Linked DNA regions of Mus musculus: region 1 is linked to region 2. Evidence: chromatin loops called from intact Hi-C (ENCODE). Cell type or tissue: left cerebral cortex. All regions are shown on one strand. Each heading gives the region's core, and the rest is flanking DNA. Links, peaks and the distances in the headings are about the cores only.

Region 1 (10,817 bases), core at 3,662-8,661, 52 kb after region 2:
AAAGGAGAGTAGTTATTTGGGGATAGCAGCTGGGCCTAGCTCCAAAATCCCAAACACTTGTGCTGTGATTCACTTTGGGGGCTGCCAAAGGCTCCAAATAGCATCCTTATCTGCCACAGCACCTCAAGGATCCCTGAGCCTCTGGATCATGCAGCCCAAATGTAAAAGCCGTCTGCATGGGGCCCTGGGTCTGTTGCAGAACCTTCTCCCTCTCCAGGTCCCACTCAAAACCAGCAGCGTTTGGAGTCCCTGGATAGATGGGGCCGAGCACCACACCCAAGTCTGGAATGTACTATCTTCAAAGTCCAGATAGGTCTGCTGGCATTACGCGTCTTTCTTGGCTGCAAGCAGGGCAAGGCACAACAACTTATCCTTTGCTGGAGAAGGGGACCCCAGCATGCCTCACACCACACAACTCACAAAAGCTTCATTGATGCGAAGGGTCCTAGACTTCGATTGATCTTATTTCCACCTTCTGCCATGAAGATCTTACGAGTAAGTGCAGGGCGGTTTTCACCTCTCACTCACTCAGTCCAAGCAGCATAGCACATTAACCTCACGGGCACTTGCGACATAGCGTAGAAGGTCATGGGAGGCAAGACCCTGGGGATGAAGTCGTGCCATAGCATAGGAGAGCGAACTACCCCTTAGGTAGGGCCATGCATGCGTCTCACCGGCCTTGCCGGGTGAAAACGAACTGCTTCTGGAAGGTCTTGTGGACAGATCTAGAGAAAAAGGCATTGCCCAGATCCATGGCTCTATACCAGATGTGTGCATTTGCTCAACAAGGAAGCCACATCTGGTACAGCAGCTGGAGTCACCGCTTGGTCCATTTAATGATAAGCACTATCATTTTCTAAGACCCAGGGTGGCTTTGCCCAGGCTACCTGTGCTCATTGAGTTGAATGAGGATGCAGGTGGGGAGACGGCCACCCTTGGCCTCTCTCAAACCCTTGATGGGGTGCTCATCTCTGGAAACCCTCTGAGAGATACCTCGCTGCTTCCAATTCATCATCTCTCCCTGGCTGAACACATTTCAGACAGGTTTCCATTTGACCCTGGTCTTGCCACATGGGGCCGAGAGTCAATGTGGTGATTATGCCGGCTGCTGTACTTTCTGTTCCAGTAAATAACCCCAGGAGATGTTCAGGGACCCTCTGCACCCGCTAAGTTGGGTCTAAGCTAAAACGTCACTGACCACGTGACCTGTCAGCCCCTCTGGGAAGAGAAGACCACAATGGCATTCCAGCCTCCTGGAATGGAGTCAGCTCACAGACAACACCCACTAGTCCCTGGGTTCTCTGATTACTTCCTGTCCCCTAGTGTACAGCCAGCCGTCCTGGTCAAAGACCTTAAGGCCCTTTGGGGAGGCCTGGCTGAAAAATTAAGAGTGTATACTTTCTTCGTAAGTGACTTGGGTGTACCTGGGTAGGCCCAGCCTCCCTGTCATGGAGCTCAGGCGGGACGAGTTGCGGATCCACGCGTCTGGTTTTATGATCCGAGTTATGCTTTCCAGTTCGCTCACCCTGGAAGCCTTTTGCTTGTACAGTCAAGAAGGCAGCAGGCTTCTCGTCTACTTCACCCCTAGGAACATGGTGATTAACTCTCCAGCCCCATAGGTCTGCACGAGCCAGACAGCTGTGATTGCTGCTTTGCTCGACCGCCCATTATGGTAATTACTAATTACACCCACCGTGCCCTTGGAGGTTGAGTGCCACCTCTCAGCCTCCTCCCCCATCTGTACTGACTTGAGAGTTCTCAGTGACGGGTCCCACAGAAGGTCAGAGAAGACCAACAAGCACTTCAGAGTGGGTCTCCCAAATCTATTTCCCAGAGTACTGGAGGGAGGAAGCCCATCTGCTGGGCCCCCCCAGGATGGGCAGTGAGGCTTGAAGTGGGAGAGATCCGCTCCTCTGGAACCCCGATCTTTTCCAGCTGCTGCGGACCCTTCCTCCACCCAACCCAGAGAGACTTGGCATCTCCAGTTCTGACACAGTGTGCCAGCTTTCCATGTTTCAGCCGGCCAAGCCAACCTGTTAACGTCCTTCCCAACTCCTGGTCTGCAACATTAAACGAAGAACCTCGGCCTCAATCAAGTCAGCAGACCCAACTCTATGTTCCCTGCCACCAGGACCCCAGACCCACAAAAATCTACCCCCATAGGCTTGTAGATTCCTCCTAGGAAATTAGGAGGCACAGACATTTCTTTGGAAGGCAGCTCACTGTGCACAGGTAAGATGGCCCAAAGGGAGGTGACCCCAAGGGAGAGCACCTTTGCTCCTTAAGGGTGGGATGACAGGTAGGGGATGCCGATGCTCACAGCTCAGAGGTGCCATGATGTTTAGTCTTCCTGGTCAACTTGACAGGATTTAGGATCACCTCAGAGACTAGTGTGTCTGTGAGGCTGTTTCAAGAGGAGGGAAGACCAGCCTTGGATGTAAGTGTCACCGCCCAAGACGGGCTAACTGAACAGGATAAAGCCAGCTGAGCATGGGCACCTATCTCACTGTTTTCTGACCGTGGACACCATGACACCAGGAACCTCTGGCTTCTGTGCTTACACCTTCCCCAAGATGATGAAACTGCCTTTCCTTTAAGTTGTTCTTTGTTATATTTTCATATCTATGTATATATATATATATATGTATATATATGTATATATGTGTGTGTGTATATATATGTATACATATATATATGTATATGTACATATAACAAAATCAGATATTTCACCATAGCAATAAGAAAAGTAACTTACACAGGTGTAAATTTAACAATCAAGGTGGCCCCCAAAACAGCTGGAAGCTTCATAGCCACATAGCTAACGTGGCAAGCAGGGTTCACCGTGAGGGGCAGAGTAGAGACCTTGTCACAGGCAGGGTCCTCCCACCCTGAGACGCCAATCTCCCACTCAGCTGTCCTTCCGTGAGTGTGGAGGTCACATCCCAGTCACTACCCTCCTCCACCTTCAGCCCGGGGCACGCAGAAGTTGGGGGAAAGCAGGGGCTCCCAGCCCCTTCCAGCCATGGTCAGCTCTGCAAGCTGGAGAGCTAAGCTTGGATTGATGTCTGATCCAGCATTTGTTGACAAATCATCTCTCCTTCCTAACACCCAGGCCTGCCGTGACCCCTGCGTGAGCATTGCACAAGGTCTGCGACTCCACGGCCGGCCTCAGAGCGGGGCTGTGCCTTGGCGGCTTCTCTTGCCCAACTCTTCAGGGAGGCCAAGACGGCCTAAATCCATGTGGTTTGCCTCAGGATCCTCAGACTCATTGTTTTTAATATTAGGCAAGGAACAGAACTTTTACAATGCTAAATAAGCCAGGCGCTGCCCAGCGGCTCTGAAGAGCAGAGCGGCACCAAACTGGAGCCCCCATGGGCTGCTGGCAGCACGGTCATGGTCATCGACAGAATATAGATAGCATCATCTTCTCCTTCAAAGTGCAGAAAGTGAAGACACACAAGATGGCACACAAACCTTCCCCTCATACAGAGTCACGGGGTCTGTTTTTAGCCCAACTCTCCCCTTTAATACACCTTACAAGGTACCATAGGAAAGGCAACATATTTCTGCTTCTGAATATTCCAACATGTATGTATGCAGGTATACGTACATGTATGTGCACATGATGACCCTCAGAACTGGTGAAGAAAGGTGAAGGCGTGTTCATTCCATTATCATTTCCAGTCTTGGAGAGATGGCTCAGCGACTAAGAGCACCGACGCCCCTTCCAGAGGTCCTGAGTTCGATTCCCAGCAACCCCACGGTGTTACACATTATCTTTTCTACAAGTCTATAATTGAGTTTTTTGCAGCAACAACAGAAAAATCCACTTATAAAGTTAACAGGGGCTATCAAGATGGTTCAGCAGACAAAGTGCCACAAACTGGCACACACACACACATGCACACACATGCTATGGCATATGTGCACCCCCTACACACACACAGTACACACTCGATAATAACACAAACTTGCTGAAGGGACAGGGAAGGCACAAGAGAGTTACACTGCCATGGTGATGGTGACTGGATTGAAGTTTTGACTCCACCCTTCAATGGCAAACAGACCTTGGTTAAGTAACCTGCTGGGGCAGAGGGGGGTGGAAGCGGTGAGCGCCCAATCCAAGCACCTCAGAAGTGTAGACAATGCAATGTGTCAAGCACTTGGCTTGGAGGCTGCCACCAGTGCCAGCCGTTGCCCAGCAGGAGTGCGATGAGAGCTCACAGCAGAGCCCAATGGCGGGGATGCCATCTGCAGAAGGGTGGGCACGGCACTGAGAGCCCCGGGTGATAGGCAGCCTTTTGCTCTTGCTCTCACTAATCTGGCTTGCAGGGAACGCAGGGACTGTGTGCTGGCGCCCAGACCCATGGAGGCATACCTGCCATGCACTGTGCATCCTAACAAAAAGATGAATCAATTCATGAATATTGGCCACACACTATTTCTGAAAGAGACTGGTGTGAAGTCCCTAGATTAAACTCACAACACTATGAGAAGCGCCTGGGGAGCAAGGAGAAATTCAACATCTCTGCTGATTCCAAGGGGACCCATTTTATGCAGCAGCCACGAGGAATCCATTGAAGGGTGTGTCCACCCTTGCTGGCACAGCCTCGCACTCAAGAAGCCTAATTTACCCCCTAAGTGACTTCACCCAGGGCCCCAGGCAAGAACCAGCCTTCCTAAGACTGACAGTTATGGCTTCTCCCCAGGTTTTGGTCTGGCTGATTTGAGTGGGATACAGGCTAAGGAAGAAAAAGGCTTGTAAAGTTTCCGGATTCAGAAACTCCATATCTCCCATCTAGATAACATCTTCGATCTATTGGAAGAAGTGTTCCCTGCAGTAAAAGGAGAAGAACTGTTTCAGATGATCTAATCCAGCCCGTCAGTTTGCAGATAACTGGCCTATGACCTCAGAGCTAGGGACAGTAAGCAACAGCCAGGATTTTTGTCTTGGTGCATAGCCCTGGCTGTGCACTTTGGCTAAATCACCCAACCTCTCTGGGCCTCCACTGGGAAAGGGTTGGTCTGGGCAGATAGTCTCTAAATGATGTTGGGATTCTCTGACTGAATGGTTCCCTCTGTCTGTACCACTAATGTTAGTGTAGTGCTTTCTGCCTCCCAGAGATGCGAGCTGGGAAGGCGTAGGGCAGAAAGGAAAAGGCAATCCCACTCTCTCCTAGAGTCTAACAATTAGGAAGAAAGCCAACTCCCTCCAGGCCATCCTACCTCAGCGTGTGTGTGTGTGTGTGTGTGTGTGTGTGTGTGTGTGTGTGTGTGTGTGTGTGAGTGTGTGTGTGTATGTGTGTGTGTGTGTGTGTGTACCCACATACACACACACACACACACATACACACACACACTCGTCGGCGATCCTAAACCTTCAAGGACACCAAGCCTTCATCATGGGGGCTGGCGCTCTTACCATAAACACCTGTTAAAACTCAGCTCATGAGCAGTTTCTGATGTTACTAACTAAAGTGTTTAATTAACTATTACTCACTCAGGAAGCAGCTTCTGCCAGCTCACCACCACACTGTACAGCTTGAGTTCAGAGAAAAAGAGAGAGGAGCCTGAGCCCCGCTCAGCTGGCAGGAGCTTCCCTGGAAAGGTGCCAGCCAGCACTCCAGCAATACCCCACTTACCAAAACCAACCAAGCAAGGGGAGTTATACTCCACAACCTTCCAGAGCCAATGGCCAGCCCCACTACTGTTCACAGACAGGCAAGAACATTTAGGAAACACACATATTCACAACGATACACAACAACAGACACGAACAGAAACTCACAAGGTCACACTCTCATTCGCAAAAGCACACACAACTTCCTGGCTGGCAAACATCTTCACAGGCACCATTTGTGAACATTCAGTCTTTGCCATGGCACATCCTTAAACTTGGAGATTAGCAAGTCCTCGCACACTCGTCAGGCGCGGGACAACTCATCCTCTGCTCTACCATCCGATTCAGGCTGCTCTTGTTTCTCTGTTTCCATCGATTTCCTGACATAACCTCGGTTGCCCGGAGAAGCATCGGCGGCTCCGGGGTGGCTGGCGCCGCGCGCAGTGTCACCAGGCAGTCTCCCAGAGAGAGGCGCTACGGGGGCCGGATCGGGAAGGGGGACTAGGGCCGCTACAAATCAGAGCCCGGACTGGCGGGAAAAGCGAAACTAACTTAACTCAGCAGGGTCGCGATGCATGGGGCAGAAGGGGTCCCCTCGACTTTGGCGATGGGAGTCCCCCTCAACAATCAGAACCCTAAGGCGCCCTGGGACTAAGGAGAGCCCCAGGCCTCTTTCTCGGTTTGCAGCCTAGGCTCATCTTAGGGAGCGACTGTCCCCGCTCCACTGAGGTCCCCACCCAATGCCGCCCCCGCAGGTGGGACCCCAGAGCCTCCGCAGCAGAAGCGGCAGCGCACTGGGCGGCGCCCGGCCCCTCTCCGGGGACCCAAGATCGATCATGGCTCCACGCCGGGTGCCCACCCTATGCCCACGCTCTGCCCCGCGCCCACCCTCTCAGTTCTCTCAGCGTGGTGGTCCCCGTGTCTCCCCCATCCCCGGATCCCAGAGCCCGAACGCGCGCCCACCCAACCGGTCTTCGGTGTCCCATGCCGCCTACCGCGCACAGAGAGGCCGCAGCTCTTGGAGCTCCGGAGGCTCGCGGTGCCCAGGGCCGCGCCCGCTGCAGAGAGCGAAGTCGCTTCCTCCCCGTGGCCCCGGCGCCAGCGCCTGGAGCTGGTTCCTGCAGCAAGCGCGCGGGCCGCTCGAGCGCGACTCCTGCGCTGAGAAGAAAAAGCCACCGACAGCTCTAAGGTGGGAGGGCGGAGAAAAAAGAAGGACGCGCCGTGGGCGGGGCTTGTACGCTCCACCCCGCCTCCATTTGCCCTGCCACGCCCCATGTCACGCTCCTTCACCACGCCCCGCCTCAGGTCACGCCCTTTTTATCGCAACCCTCCCTTCTGCCTGGCGCTCCTCACAGCCCTCCCCTCCGCACTTTCCCGCTTAGCCCCGCCCTACACCACGCCCCTTCTCCTGCCACGCCCCTCTACTTTCCGACCCAGCGCTGGGTTTCCTAGCGTTGAGCGGCGCTGGTCGCCCGAGAGCCCGGAGCGCGCAGGGCTCTGAGGCAGGGCAGGCTTGGGGCTTTGCGAACTCTGTAGCCCCCGATACCACCTTCTTGCAGAAGGGCTGTAGGCTCAGACATACATCGCTCTGCCTTGGCCTCTGCAGCAAGAGCTTTGATTCCTCTGGAGAAGTTTTTAGGAAAGGCTGGACCTAAGGCCAGGATCATAATAACAGAAAACCTGCGCGGGGGCTGCGGTGGTGTCCAGCACTGTATTGAGGAGCTGAGGTTCATTCTTTAGGGAAAAAATGTTTGGCAGGGTGAGGTTATAGCAGTAATCACAGGAGCAAGATCTTGCTTAACTCGTTTGAAACTCCGGGTTAAGGTTCTGTAATGCTGTCGTGCAAAGGAACTGTCTATGAGTCCATGTGTAATCCGGCTGCTCTATACTTACTGTTTCCGCGCTCATGGAGACAGACAGGCAACTCAGAACTTCAAGACCCCGAGGTCCTGGTCGCATAGGCGTCCACAGTACCTAGACAATGAGTTTAGGATGGCACAAGCGACAGGGACTTCACATTAAAAGTACACCGTTAGAAGCTCTAGTCTGAAAGGGATTTTCCTTTCCCGTCATTACAGAAGAGAGTAGTCACAGGTGACTGAGGGAATTTTCACTCCCATCTTCGCGATATCCCCTTAAGATCTTCCCACTCCTCACCCATACGTGGGGAGGGATGCTAGAGAAGTTGCTATAAATACTGTGGCCGCTGAAGTTATTTAATCACTCACTGTAAAGACCCGAAGGGCCGGAGGCTACTGTGTAGATTCCAACCACCTCACTGTTGCCAATTTTGTTTGAAAACACAGAAGCTTCCAGACTGCTATGGACAAGGTGGGTCTGCGTGGGGAAAGCGGCCTCTCCGGGGCGCTATTGGCTCTTCGAGCAGGCAGCCTTGCCGGTGACTCAGGGGGGTGACTCCCTCCTGTTGGACTCTTCAAAGTCTGGGAATTTGAAGCATTCCCTGTGAGCACGGCAGCCACTGACCCATATAGCTTGGAAAGAGAGCATGTTCCATATGTTGAGCGAGAAGTACGTGTCCCTTATCAGGTGTGGTCGGTCACCTCACAGGGCAGGTACTGCAGCACTACACCTGGGACTATGTACTCTCTTCTAAGACTTGTCTTTTGCCTGGGGGAAAGCTTCCAGAACAGATGGAAGCTGTTTCAAATGGTTAGAATGGCAGCTGTCGGGGGGGCTGGAGAGATGGCTCAGTGGTTAAGAGCACTGACTGCTCTTCCAAAGGTCCTGAGTTCAAGTCCTAGCAACCACATGGTGGCTCACAACCATCTGTAATGGGATCTGATACCCTCTTCTGGTGTGTCTAAAGAAACCTACAGTGTACTTATATATAATAAATTAATTAATTAATTAAAAAAAAAAGAATGGCAGCTGTCCATTTGGGTCCTCTTAGCTTTGACCCCAAGAAAGACAGCTCTCAAAAGGCTTGAATATTTCTCTATCAGCACTCCTGAGTTCTGACCCTGTTGGGTAAATGGATACTGATGGTCTGAATATCTAAGCTTACCTGACAGTCATCGTTCTTATCCCTGGGACACCGGGAAGGTGGGCTAGTAAATCTCCGTTAGTCATACAGCAGTGACTTCGGTGAGTCAGAGCACTGTGAAAGAGTCCTCAAAGCCGGAATGTGAGGGGAAGGGGCGTGATCCTATTGTTTGTTGAAAAGTCATTAGCTCGCAATAGCTGATACACCAGCTGATAAATACGATCGAAAGGTCGGCTGATGATTGCTTAAGCCTGAGTCAAATCAGGCCCCAGGGGAGGAGGAGGCTCTGGACTCCCAGTTCTGTTCACGCTGCCCCGAGACCCCACTCCCACATCTTGTACATCATGGGTTCTGTTGATATGATTTGCTCACTCACTTCTCTAACCTTCAGAAAATGATAAGGATGGATGATTAGGGAACAAGCCCTCACAGAATTGCTCTCTCTGATGTTAGTTTGAGGTCTAGCTAGAGGTGTCTTGGATAGTTGGGGCCCGCAGGGAAGAACCCTGCCATTCTTTAAAGGGTACAGGGCCCTTGTCTTCTCTGAGGCCCCTTGCATTAAGACCAGCCTAGCGTAAACCCAAGAACCTTTGTTCACCCACTGGGTGTCCTTGACCAAGATACTTAACCTGCAGAGACTCGATTTGTTTGAAGTTAATTTTGTGTGCATGTCAGTATATGCAATGTACATGTGGATACAGCAGCGTGCCTACAGAGGTCATGACAACCTCAGGCACTGGTCCTCGCCATCCGCTGCATCTCAGACTCGGCTTTAGTGCTCACTGCTGCATACACCAGGCTAGCTGGCCTGGGCATGTTGTCGAATGTGGGGTTACAACATGAGTTCAAATCAGGTTGGGTCACCTATCCTCAAGAAGCCTACTAAGTTAATCCCAGCACTTGGGAGGCAGAGGCAGGCGGATTTCTGAGTTCGAGGCCAGCCTGGTCTACAGAATGAGTTCCAGGACAGCCAGGGCTACACAGAGAAAACCTATCTCAAAAAAACTAAAAAAAAAAAAAAAAAAAAAAAAAAAAAAAAAAAAAAAGAAGCCTACTAAGGTAGCCAAATTAAAAGTGGAAAGCAGCAGAAAAAGAAGATATATCTGGTGTGGTCACACTGGAGAGATCTCATAAATGCCACAAGTTCATCTGTGGGGTTGTGACGTGAGGTAGGGACCAAGAATACGCGTATCTAGGCAGTTACGGTCAAAATATGGTCCCGCTGGCCCATCATGGCTTGGGCTTCAGCCGCATCCCATAGGGAGGTCTGAGTTCTTAGAACTATGTGAAATCTTTCTGGGAGACAAGTTCCCCCTCTAGCCAGAGTCCTTTCTCCTGCCAGCATGAGATTCCTGGGGAAATTCCCATTTCTTTGGGGTCCATTATTTCAATAGTCTGACAGTCAAATTGAAAAATAAAAGTGTCTCTTTGGAATATTTTCATTTCTGCGAGGCCGGTTATAGGAGCTTCTCGGGAATCTCCAGTCCACGCCTCTCCCCCATGATCTGAGAAGTAGGAGTATGTAAATGAGATTATGCCGAGTGTTTGGAATTTTAACTCGGATGGTTGCGGGGTTCACTTTACCCAGCCGATTTGGTTTTGTTACCCATAGAACTGCTCTACGTGTTTCCCAGGGCTTGTAGAGACATGTTCTCATACATGTGTGCACTTATTTAACAAACATGAAATAAAAAGGGGGGTTGAGGAGCTTAAAGATTCCCAAGGATTTGTGAGACCAATCCATGACACAAAAGTGTTGCAAGTGCTACCAAGACCGAGAGAACAAACACGGGCATATTAGTACATGTAGGCCATCCCTTACCCATAACAGAAGACAGATCTCTCTCACAAGGTAAAACAAACTAGGCTCCATTTGTCCTTTGTGCCTGTGCTGATGCAGGATCACGTTGTTGAACAGTGACACCTGCTGGCCATATGTGGGATTGCAGTATAGCGATATCAAACATTCAGAGAAAAGGCTCCGGAACTTTATGCCAGGATTTGGGTGGTACCCAGGCTTGAAAGGAGCTCTTAAGACTCTGAGAAGATGTTAACAGAGAGATGGACATTCTGTGGCATGCAGCTAGTTGTTAGACTTCTTAGCTAGCATCACATAAACCTGGCCTTGCTGGCATGTACCTGTAAACTCAGCACTCGGGAGGTAGAGGCAAGAAGGTCAGAAGTTCAATGTTA
Region 2 (10,817 bases), core at 1,902-6,901:
TGGTATGTGACATCCTGAGCTTCATCTGTATGGCCTGGTCCTGGCCATTCCTGCTTTTGGACTCAGCCCTGGCACCTCCTACTAGTCTTACCTCCCAGGACCCCCCAGGTGGGTGTAGCCTCTCTCTGCAGAGAGTGGGGGGCAGCCCACTCCACCTGAGAGCAGAAGGCGCCTGAGAGAGGTTCTCATAGTTTATTCTCTGCATCTGGTTCAGGGAAGGGCCTGGGTGCTGCTGCTTCAGCCAGTGTTGGGAAGGGAGAAGTCCGTTGGCATAGGTTCCCCCAGCAGAGGCAGCCGGTAGGATGAGGGGGCACGTCTGCCCATGGCTGAGGGTGGGCATCCATCCCAGGCGCAGGGGTCGGCGGACCCCAACGGGCTCAGTGACTTGGCACCAGGTGGCTGTCGTATGGCGGTCCTGGGATTTGGATCACTGGTAGAGGAGGTAGGCTTTGAGGGAGGCAGGTAGCGGCAGAGCGGGGATGGCACCCAGGCGCTCCTTTCCCAGCGCTAGGCGCACCGAACGCCGGCACAGGTCCATGAGTGGCAGGGGCTCAGCTGGGGAAACCAGGAGAGAGAGGAGAACCTTAGCAAAGCTCAAGAGGAATCTTGAACAGACAACAGCGCTTACAACGCGTCTAAGGACAGCGCTTACGACGCGTCCAAGGTTAGCGCCGAACTGATCTAAGTGGAGTTTAACAAACAGATCATTAGCAAATGGTGCAAAGTATTTTAAATTCCGAATTGTGGCGACTGCAGAGGAGGAGCCCTGGGCTACGCAGAAGCCCTCTGCTGACATTGAGTCATGGCTCTCACAACTGTGATCAGTTGTGATGGAGTAGACACAGGGAGGCCATTGCTGTCCTCATTCCCTTTACAGAAAGGGTAGTTGAGAAACAGCATGTGAACAACTTGCCTAGGCTTGCCCTGCAGGAACCTGAAGGAACCTGCTCCTGGTCTCCCTGTGGGGGCTACTCTGCCCTGTCTGGATAAAGAGTATGAATGGCTCTGGGACAGTGAGTCAGCTCAGTGCTCCCCCATTCCAGACACAGCGCCCCAGGCAGGTTTTCCAGGGGAGCTCGGTCCTTGCATGCCACCCAGCTTCTACTTTCAGGATCCTGTTAGGTACTGTCCTTGCCTTCATTTTACTGCAGAGGACGATGACAAAGTATATACATGTTCATATGTGGACATGCATGTGTGTGAATGTAGAGGCCACAGGACAGGCAACCGTAGCCCATATTCCTTAGGAAAACAACCCACCATGCTGTTGTTTGTTCTGTGACAAGGCCATCAGCCTGGAATTCACCAAGTGGGCTGTTCTGGCTAGCTAGCCTCTGATATGTGTCCCTAATGCTGGGCTTACAAGTGCACACATCGCACCTGGCTTTTTTACACGTGTTCTGAGGGATCGAACTTGGGCCTTCCCTCCTTCTTGCAAGGCAAGCATTTTACTGACTGACCTTAATGCTAAAGTGCAGCCTTCTGTTTGCTTCTTCAAGAGTCACCAGTATGCCACTAAACAGCAAGCGCAATCCCCTTAAGGGTAGTAGAGTGCGCGCCTGGCATGTGCAAAGCCCTGGGTTCAGATCCCATCACCAAATAATAACTAAATAAGTGAGTAAAAATCCATTGACGATTGAATCCTATGTCTGGGAGAACATGGCGTGCAGGATTCTCTGGGGTAGGAGAATGTTCAGATGCCGCTGGTAGTCAAGTCACCGGGTGCTTCACACGGAGGCATTAGAATGGCACCTAAGCTGAGTCTTACACGAGTCGTATTAAAAAGGAATAAACCAGGCTGGGAAGATGGCTTAGTCTAGAAGGTGCTTGCCACGAAAGGAGGAGGACCTGAGTTTAGTTCTCAGAACACATGAGCAAAACCAGGCGTGGTAGTGCACACTGTAATCTCAGTGCTGGGGAGGCAGAGACAGGAGGATTCCTGGGGCTCACTGGCTAGCTAGGTTAGTCATATAATGAGTCCCCCAGAGAGAAAGGAGGAGGTTCTGTGTCAGGAATGACACCTCCACATATATGTGTGTATGCACTGGCTCACACTTACAGCTGCCCCACAGGATACACTTGAGCTGATGGGATGGCTTAGTGGGTAAAGTGTCTGTGGCACAAACTCAAGGACCAGAGTTTGATCTGAAGAATGGGTGTGCCAGCAGCGCGCGCACACACACACACACACACACACACAAATAACATATCACACACACACACACATGCTCACACACACAGACTTGTGCACACACATATACACACATATACACATCACACACATACACATATGCTCACATACACAGACAGCACATATACACATCACACACTCACACACACACACACACACATGCTCACACACACAGACTCATGCACACACATATACACACATATACACATCACACACATACACATATGCTCACATACACAGACACGCACATATACACATCACACACTCACACTCACACACACACACACACACACATGCTCACACACACAGACTCATGCACACACATATACACACATATACACATCACACACATACACATATGCTCACATACACAGACACGCACATATACACATCACACACTCACACTCACACTCACACACACACACACACACACACACGTTTAGTCATATTTTTTAAAAAAAGAATAAACTTTAGGCATTTCCTGACCTCTAACCTGAAGGAGTGCTTCTGCCGTAGTTTCTCAGGAGCGGGACTTGTAGCAGTGGTTTTTAATGGGATGCCTTGAAATCGAGCCTTTCCTAGACAGCTCAGTGTGATCATAGGGGCCTGGAGGCAGGAGCATAAACTAAAGGAGTTCTATGCATCCATGTCCAAGTAGACCCTGAAACCAGAAGGCTTAACAGCAGCCTCTGGCCAACATCTGGCAGCTGTGGGTGCCCTTCTACGTGGTAGCGTGGTGAATCCTCTGTGCTTCCTCTTCACTGCTGAGCGTCCCTGGGGCAAATGGTCTAGGGCTGCTCAGAGTAGTATTCCGGGAGGATGGGGCTCCGCCCCACTTGGAAGTTACAGTGGGTTCCCCAAGGACTGGAGGGCTGTTGACGAAGCATCAGGAGCCCCACCAACCCAGAAGGCATTCCCACCATGAAACCCTTGGCATTGTGGGTTTCAGGCCGCCTCACAGATACCGTGTGAAGTAAGTTTCCAAAGCAGGGGACTAGGACTACCCCAGCTCCCGTGTTTCAGGATGGATGGATGGATGGACACTGCAGCAGACACCACCACCACTACCATGGTAGGTGGAGCCTGTGCTATGAGCCTGGGAGGACTGCTGCCTCAACCTAGAGATGGGGACTCAGACATCAGCAGCCCAAAGTCTCTGAAGAGGCAACATCGCTACCTCACTCATCCATGTGGAAGGCAGGCACACGGGGGATGGGGAGGTATGGTCATGGGCTGTGTGACCTGCTAGGACCAGCTACAGGAGGGGTAGCTAATGGCTGTAGTGATGCCTTAAGAGTCTAAAATATAATCAGAGTAAGCCACTCACTCTGCTAACAAGAACAAACAGCTCACAGTTCCCCATCCAAGTAGGGGGAGAAAGAACAGTACACAGAGCTGTGGTCTGCCTGCTTCTCAAATTCTGGGCAGAGACAAGAATGCATGGACTGTGCAAAATGACACAATGCCTACTGTGCCAATTTCAGTTGGTCACTGCAGGACCCAGGAGGGTCGCTCCCACTTCTGTACTTTTGGCCAAGAGCTTCAGGCTTGCTCCCTGCCCTTTCCAAGAGCTGGTGGCCACACGTGCTGCTGTCTGGAACCACTGGCTACTCATGCTTGCCTCAGGAGGCTGGGGTGGGTCGCTGCTTTCTCTGTGAATGACAGAGAAGATGGGGGCAGAGTGTGCAGCAAAGACACCAGGAAGTTAACCAGACACTGTTTCCAGGAGCAGAAGGTTGGGGACCTGGGAGAGCCCCCATGCCCACTTCTGCATTTCTAAGAGGAACAGCTTCCTAGTGATCTACAAGGCTCTGCATAGCCCTGGAGCCCCAACCTGAGATGTCTGTGGTACCCTGAAAAAGATCTGACCCAGACAAAGCTTCAAAAACACAAGACTTTTTTTGGGGGGGGGAGGAAGAGATGGCTTAGGCACTTATTAAATGTGAGTTAAAGCACTTGTGTAAATGTGAGGACCAGGCTGGAGAGATGGCTCAGAGGTTAAGAGCACTGACTGCTCTCCCAGAGATCCTGAGTTCATTTCCCAACCACACCGGAGGCTCACAACCATCTGTAATGAGAGCTGATGCACACTCTTCAGGTGTGTGTTTGAAGACAGCTACAGTGTACTCATATAAACATAAATAGATAATATTAAATGTGAGGACCAGATTTGCACCCCCAGGACCCTGTGAACGCCAACTGGGCATGGCAATCTGCCTGTAAGTCCAGACTTGGAAGATAGGGACGGGTTTCCCCAAACAAGCTGGCTAGCAAGACTAGCACATCAGTGAGCTCTGAGTTTGATTGAGAAACCTGCCTCAGTGAATAAGGTGGAAAAGTTATTGAGGACGATTCCTGACATAAACCTTGGACTTCCACATGCACACGCAGCCACACACAGGTACCCGCACACATGCAAAGACATTCAGGTGCACATGCACACATGCAAAAACATTCCTATGCACATGCAAAAACAAGAAGTTAAAAAAAATAATGAGGCAAATGCTTTGTCCTTGTCTATGACAGACAAAGGATCCAGGAAAAAAGTTATATCAGGAGGGGACTCTAGCTCAGTAATGGTCCTGCTGCTTATTCCCATGGCACGTGTGGCTGACATGGCGCTCGCTCCTACAAGCAGCAGGTAGGAGAAATACTCATGGGGACATTCTAGAATGTTCTGAGTGGAACTAACCATTGATCTTACTCTCTGTGCTAAGCGGTCCTCACAGGAAGAGCCATGGAACCTCACAGCCTTATCCTTGTCCCCATGAGGTACCTCTCCGAGTGACACAGAAGCTCTTGGTCTCTGTTCTCCAAACCCTGAGAAGCTGCTGTCTCCATGAGGCCAGCGTTTCTGAGAGACAGTGTCACTTCTCTTTCATGGTGTGACACTCCCCGAAGGGCGTCCTGGCAGGGGCAGGGTAGCCAGGCTCCCCAGAGCACTGCTTGATCTGGGGGGCACTGAGAAGGAACCATTGTGGCAAGGCAGCCAGAGAACAAGGAGGGAAGAGAGGACAGATATACCGAGAACTGGCCAGGAGTGGAGGGAGGCAGGAAGCGCGTAACATGGCTACAAACAGAGCAACAGCAGACTCTAGGCCTGCTGTTCTCAGGGAACTGATTCTCCCCCAGAGCCTCTGAGAGCTCCAACCCTGTTGACAGCTCGGTCTCAGACATCTGGCCTCCTGAACTGTGACAGATAGCATCCTGCTTCCTCCATCAGGCCTCAGGCCTTAACCCCGATCCACCCAGATGACTCCTGGCAAGGTCACTAGCAACCGTCTGGTTGCCAAGGCAGCTGTCTTGACCTGTCATTACTTTGTCTTTCTTGAAACTCTCTCTGCCCTTGGCACTCAACACCATCTCCTGGGACCCTCTGGACACATGGCCTGCTTCTCCTGGGCCTCCTGCTTCCAACAGGGTCCAACCTCAGCTCTCAAACCTGGCTCTCCACATCTCTCTGGGCACGCTCATCACGGAGCCAGGGTGTGTTTCTGGTTGTTTTGGGGGATGGGTCCCGGGACCTTCCCCATGCTAGGCAAGCCTGCTACCCTTAAGCCATACTCTCAGCCAGGAGTCGCCGCTTTCAATGCTGTCTGTATATGGATGAACTCCGCGGCTCTCCCCTGTGTCCCCTGTGTCTCGGGTGACTTGTAGGTCCCCCTGGACTGATTTCAACCTCTACATGGTCTCTCTCCAGCTTTCCCAGCTTTCTGATTGCAGCCATACCCTTCAACCTGCTCAGGCCAAACACCTGGGGTCAGAGCCTCGATAGCCTTTCTCATTTCTCACACACAATCTACTGAGGTGTGCAGTCTAGAATTTGGCTGCCTTTACCACCTCTCTAGCTCTTGCCTTGCCTCCGGCCCAGCCATCTCTTGCCTGGCATGGCAGCCGCCCTTGCCTACCATCAGCCAAGGGAACCCTGTAAGGCAGGAGTTGCTCCTTGTCCGACACTGTGCTGAGGTGTCAGGGGAGACAGGTGATGGCGCTAACACACGCCCCCCCTCTCCTCACTCTCCCTCTGCAGCAGGGCTCATGACAACAGGCCGCCCTCAGATGTCCTGCTCAGGTTGTCGGGAAAGGGACACATTTCATCTTTGTCCTCCAAAGTCAACCGTATATATCCAGGACCGTGGAGAAGAAAAAGCCACAGGTCTCGGCATTGCCTGGCACTCAGGTAAGCTGGAGAGAGGGCGAGCCCTGAGTGCGTGTCGCTGACCAAGAAGTATCTTGATGTGACATTCTGAGTCTATCTGGACCCTAGCTGCTATGACAGACTGCTGGTCAGTTTCTAACAACTTATTCCCATTCTCATGGCCCCACTCAACCTCTTTAGAATGTTCTGGATCCCCTTTGAAGAAGAAGGGGGAAGCAGGTATTCATCTTCTTCTGCTTTTCAACTAGGGATGTAATATGACCAGCTACCTCATACCTCCCCCGCCATGATGGACTGCATCCCTCAAACTGTGAGCCAGAATAAACCAACCAACCTTCCTTCCTTCCTTCCTTCCTTCCTTCCTTCCTTCCTTCCTCCCTCCCTCCCTCCCTCCCTCCTTTCCTTCCTTCAGGGGCATCTGTCAGCTTTGTCTCGGCAAAGAGAAGAGTTAACTAGTTTGGTGGGTAGACAACCCTCCACTTGACGCAGAGCTCCGTGAAGTACCGTCTGCTCACAAGGCATGTCTAGGCCTCTGGAAGGGCACTGATGGAAAAGCCACGTGACTTACACATGACGCGCCAGGGCAAACACACCCCAGGCCCCTCTTAGCTGCTAAGGGTCTGCATTCTGTACAGGAGCCGGAATACGTGGAAGCCACACAAACTCTCTGGGCTCATGGAAGTATTGGCAGGCCAAATACAAGGTTGGACAATTCTTGGGGAGCTCAGATCTGGTGTCTAGGAGACATCCATCCCACATCTGCTACTCTGCCATGAGAGAGCATAAACCTCCCTCCCTAGGGCACTGAGCACTCCTCTGTAGGGAGGAGGGAGGCTTTTGAACCTAAGCCCCGGACACCTGTGCGCAGGAGTCTCTGGCCGTGCCGGCAAAGTCGGCTGTGGGCTTATGCTATTTGTTTCTGTAATGGAGGGAGACAGACCCACAGAACTTGCTCTGCTAGTTCCCTGGTCCCCTAGGAGGCTCCCTCTGAGGTGCACGCTTGGCCACATCTGCCATACCCTTTGGCTGAGCTGCACAGGGAAAGATGGAGCAGGCAGGGACTCTGCACTCTAGATGCCTCCACCCAACAAGTGGTTCCCAGTCGCTGGATATGGAAAAGAACAGAGAGGGGCTTCTGAGAAGATTTAGGAGTTAGCTCCTGTGCCTGATGACTCCGAATATCCCAGAGCCTTTCAAAGAAGGACCTTAGCGAAGGCTGAGGCAGATGAGGGGATCCTGAAGGGTTAGAGAGTAGGATGGTCCAGCCTGTGCTCCTGACATCAGTGAGAGTCTCGCCTATCACGATACACAGATCAGGACTGGGGTTTGGAGCCAGGCCAAACTTGCCCCTAAAAGCAGCCATGGGTGGTTGGCATTTTCTGGCTCATCCAATATACTCATCCAATATGGAGATGTGATACAGACCACAGGAGACACCCTTGTGGGAAGTGAGAGGGGGCCTGGCACGGGGGTAGATGGGTCTGGAACATGAGGACCCCTACTAACATGGCTTCCCAACCTCACTCATGCTGGGATGTCCCAGACCTGGACCTGCCACCAGCACGGTGTTGCTGCACACAAGCCATTTCAACACACAAAGAGGCCACACCCCTTTCCAAAGGGACAGGCAGACGTCCTTGCTGACTCAGCAGCGTCTCTACTCCAAGACTAAGCAAGTCCTTCTCAGGACGGTGGTGCAATGGAGTGCCTAACTCTGAGAGAGGGGGGCGGGGGGCAGAATCTGGGTCATGATCCAGAGAGGTCCCTGGCTTTCACTTATCTAAGAGAGCAGAGCATCCCCAGGGTATCAACTTGCTGATGCTAGCTACAGTGCTAGAATACAGTCAACTACAGTTCAAGGCTAGAAACATGTTATCCAGAGAATAATCAAAAGAAAGCATTCATTCATTCATTCATCTATTCACTACTCCATCATCATCTATTCATCCAGTCATCTGATCTCTCCATCCAGTCATCATCCATCTATCACCCATTATCCATCTATCCATAATCCATCATCCATCCATCCACCATCCATCTATCCATCATCCACCCATCCATCCATCCATCTTTTATTTGTTCATGAAACACTGCCGGGTACTCCTGCAAGCTCTAGACAGACTTTCTCACTTAACCAGGTAGAGGTGAAATATGACCTGTGAGGATCTACAAGCACTGGGCTATCTAAAGATATTTTAAATCCAATAACTATATAAGCTAGCCAGAACCACGGGGACATGGGGTACAACACTGTTTTAGACAAAGCAGGGAACACTTACGATCAAGTCCGTTCAAGTAGCGCATGCGGATCTCACAGTGGCCCCAGACGGCACTCACTACAGGATACAGCTTTTTACCCTTGAGTCCCCGGAAAGCCACTCCCATGTACTGTCCATCCACGATGAAACTTAAGGTCCCATCATCCATGTCCAGGGCCACGAGAAAGGAGTCAGGGACAATGAATGTCTCGTCCGGCTCCAGAAAGGCTGGGTATGTTTTACTTGGCTGGTTCTTGCCGTCGTGGTAGAGACGGTTACGCCCCAGGTCCCAGCCCCAGGATTCATGGTTATTTCCTACAAGGGTTGTGTACCCAACGGAGTGCAAAGGGGCATCTGCTGTGGCCACCCCCACCACGGCATGCGTGCCTCGTTGCCTCATGGCCCATGTGATCTGCCATACATGCAGTCCACGTGTGTACCCAACTTTGCCCCTGATGGCGTCCGTGCTCTGGGCCACCGGATGCCGGTGAAAGATCAACTTGTCATCTTCCTTCACGAAGACGTTGAGCGAACGGTCGTTATTGTTCCAGGAGTGGAGCAGCTGCACATCGTAGGACACAGGGGGCATGTCGAGCAGCAGGTCCAGCCGGGTGGGCTTGCAGTAATCCAGCCCCTGGAGTTCCTGCTTCAGAGGTCGGTATGTGGGGTCCCGCATGTCCACAGTCTTGATCCCTCCTGTGACCTTCTGACCCATGTTGGCCTTTATTTCACCTTTCCACTGACTCCCAAGGCAAACTCATCAATCTTGGGTCGTTGACTCCAGATCTCTGGTCGGGGCCGGACAGAACCCCTAAGGGAGGTTGCTAGGCGATCTCCAAAGGTCGTGAAGCACTCTGTATTGCCTAATGGGTGGAAAGAAAAACAGGAGAGTGGGTGAGCTGGGGTGCAGCAGGAGGGGGAAGGTTAAAGAGGAACACAGATGCACACACCCCAATACATCTCAGCAGCTTGGAATCCTGGTTCAGAATGAAATGCCCCTGTCCCCGTGGCTATGTTATCACAAAAGCAAGAGGCCATCCACCTCGTGGTCTGTGTGGAGAGGCAGAGGTGGGCTTAAGAACTTGGAGCTGCCCTCAACGTCCCGGGTCAGTCTGAGACACGGGGGATGCTGGTTGGGCTTCTAGTTGGCTTTTCATAGTCAGAAGGCCAAGGTGGCAGCATAGACCCCCGGAGTGAACCTCGGCTCACTGACGCTTTCTTCCTCCCCTCTTCCCTGTATAGAGTGCAAAGCACAGCACAGGCAGACGAAGACACCACACCCAGCCTTTCCCCTTTCTTCTCCAGCATTGTCACCCCTCATAGTCATGACATCAAGTGGCCCAAGGGAGGGAGCGCTGATGCAGATCTCAGTTCAGCGTAGGAAATGCATACACACTCATCCAGGCTCCACAGCTCAGAGGCCTCTGCAACTCCTTGTCAGCTCTTTACCCTGCCTGGACCTGAGCCATCAACGAGGCTTTCCACAAGATCCCCTGGGCTGGATCCTGGATTTGTATGGCTAGGAGACGAAATGGGAGCAGAGGGGAGGCCTCACCGCATCTGTCCACTGGACCTCCAGAGGAGAGCTGACAATACTTTCCCCACCTGTTGCTGCCCAGGCTCGGATCAGGGTAAACAGTAAAGAGTTTGCACTCCTGGGGCTCTCTCGTGAGCTGTGTTCTCTGCCACCCAAACCTGGAGGGCTGGAAAGATGGCTCAGTGGATAAAGGGCCTGCTTCACACGTATGATGCTTTTTAAACATATGTGTGGCATGTGTGTGCATGTGGTGTATGCTACACCACCAATCCTTTCAAAAAAAATCTTCTCTTCTGGGCTTTGTGTTGCTGGCTTGATGAATCGGCCACGATTTTTGCTTCAAGCTTCTTGAGTTACTGCCCTGACGTCTTTCAATGACAAGAGTGTAACTTGTAAGCTGGAATAACACTCTTCCTTACCAAAACTGCTTCTCATCGGAATATTATTACCACAGCAGACATCAAATGAAAACAACCAGAAACCAGCATAGTCTATGAGTAAACGGTCCATGCTAATTGTCTTGGACTTTATGGGCCAGATTACAAACTATTCAATGTCACCACCATAGCATACAAGCTCCTACAAAAGGCATAGAAGCTGATGTTCACGGCTGCATTCCAATAAAACTTTATTTATAAAAACAGGCCAGCACGCAGCCTGCTGGCCCCTGAG

What was found. Peaks named below come from ENCODE experiments on the same cell type or tissue, not always from the same donor. Only the 100,000 strongest peaks of a DNase experiment are listed, where the experiment ranks them.
Region 1: it touches region 2 in a loop (2.1-fold over the local background); 14 of 42 quality-filtered maps call a loop at or near these places.

What each region holds. Positions count from the first base shown.
Region 1 is chr4:149,948,238-149,959,054 of GRCm38, forward strand. Spsb1 (splA/ryanodine receptor domain and SOCS box containing 1) reads right to left here and starts at 6,769. Exons shown (of 3, transcript NM_029035.2): 1 at 6,616-6,769. In left cerebral cortex, for the core only: no CTCF peak of the experiment used is centred there; DNase peaks (open chromatin) are centred at 5,604, 5,926 and 6,895; H3K4me3 peaks cover 2,324 bases; H3K27ac peaks cover 820 bases.
Region 2 is chr4:149,897,787-149,908,603 of GRCm38, forward strand. It overlaps Spsb1 (splA/ryanodine receptor domain and SOCS box containing 1), which reads right to left. Exons shown (of 3, transcript NM_029035.2): 2 at 8,630-9,471; 3 at 1-555. The coding sequence starts at 9,323. The coding sequence ends at 428. Gm13070 (a long non-coding RNA gene) reads left to right here and starts at 4,857. Exons shown (of 3, transcript XR_003955178.1): 1 at 4,857-5,677; 2 at 6,222-6,371; 3 at 6,763-7,226. In left cerebral cortex, for the core only: no CTCF peak of the experiment used is centred there; a DNase peak (open chromatin) is centred at 3,793; H3K27ac peaks cover 1,220 bases.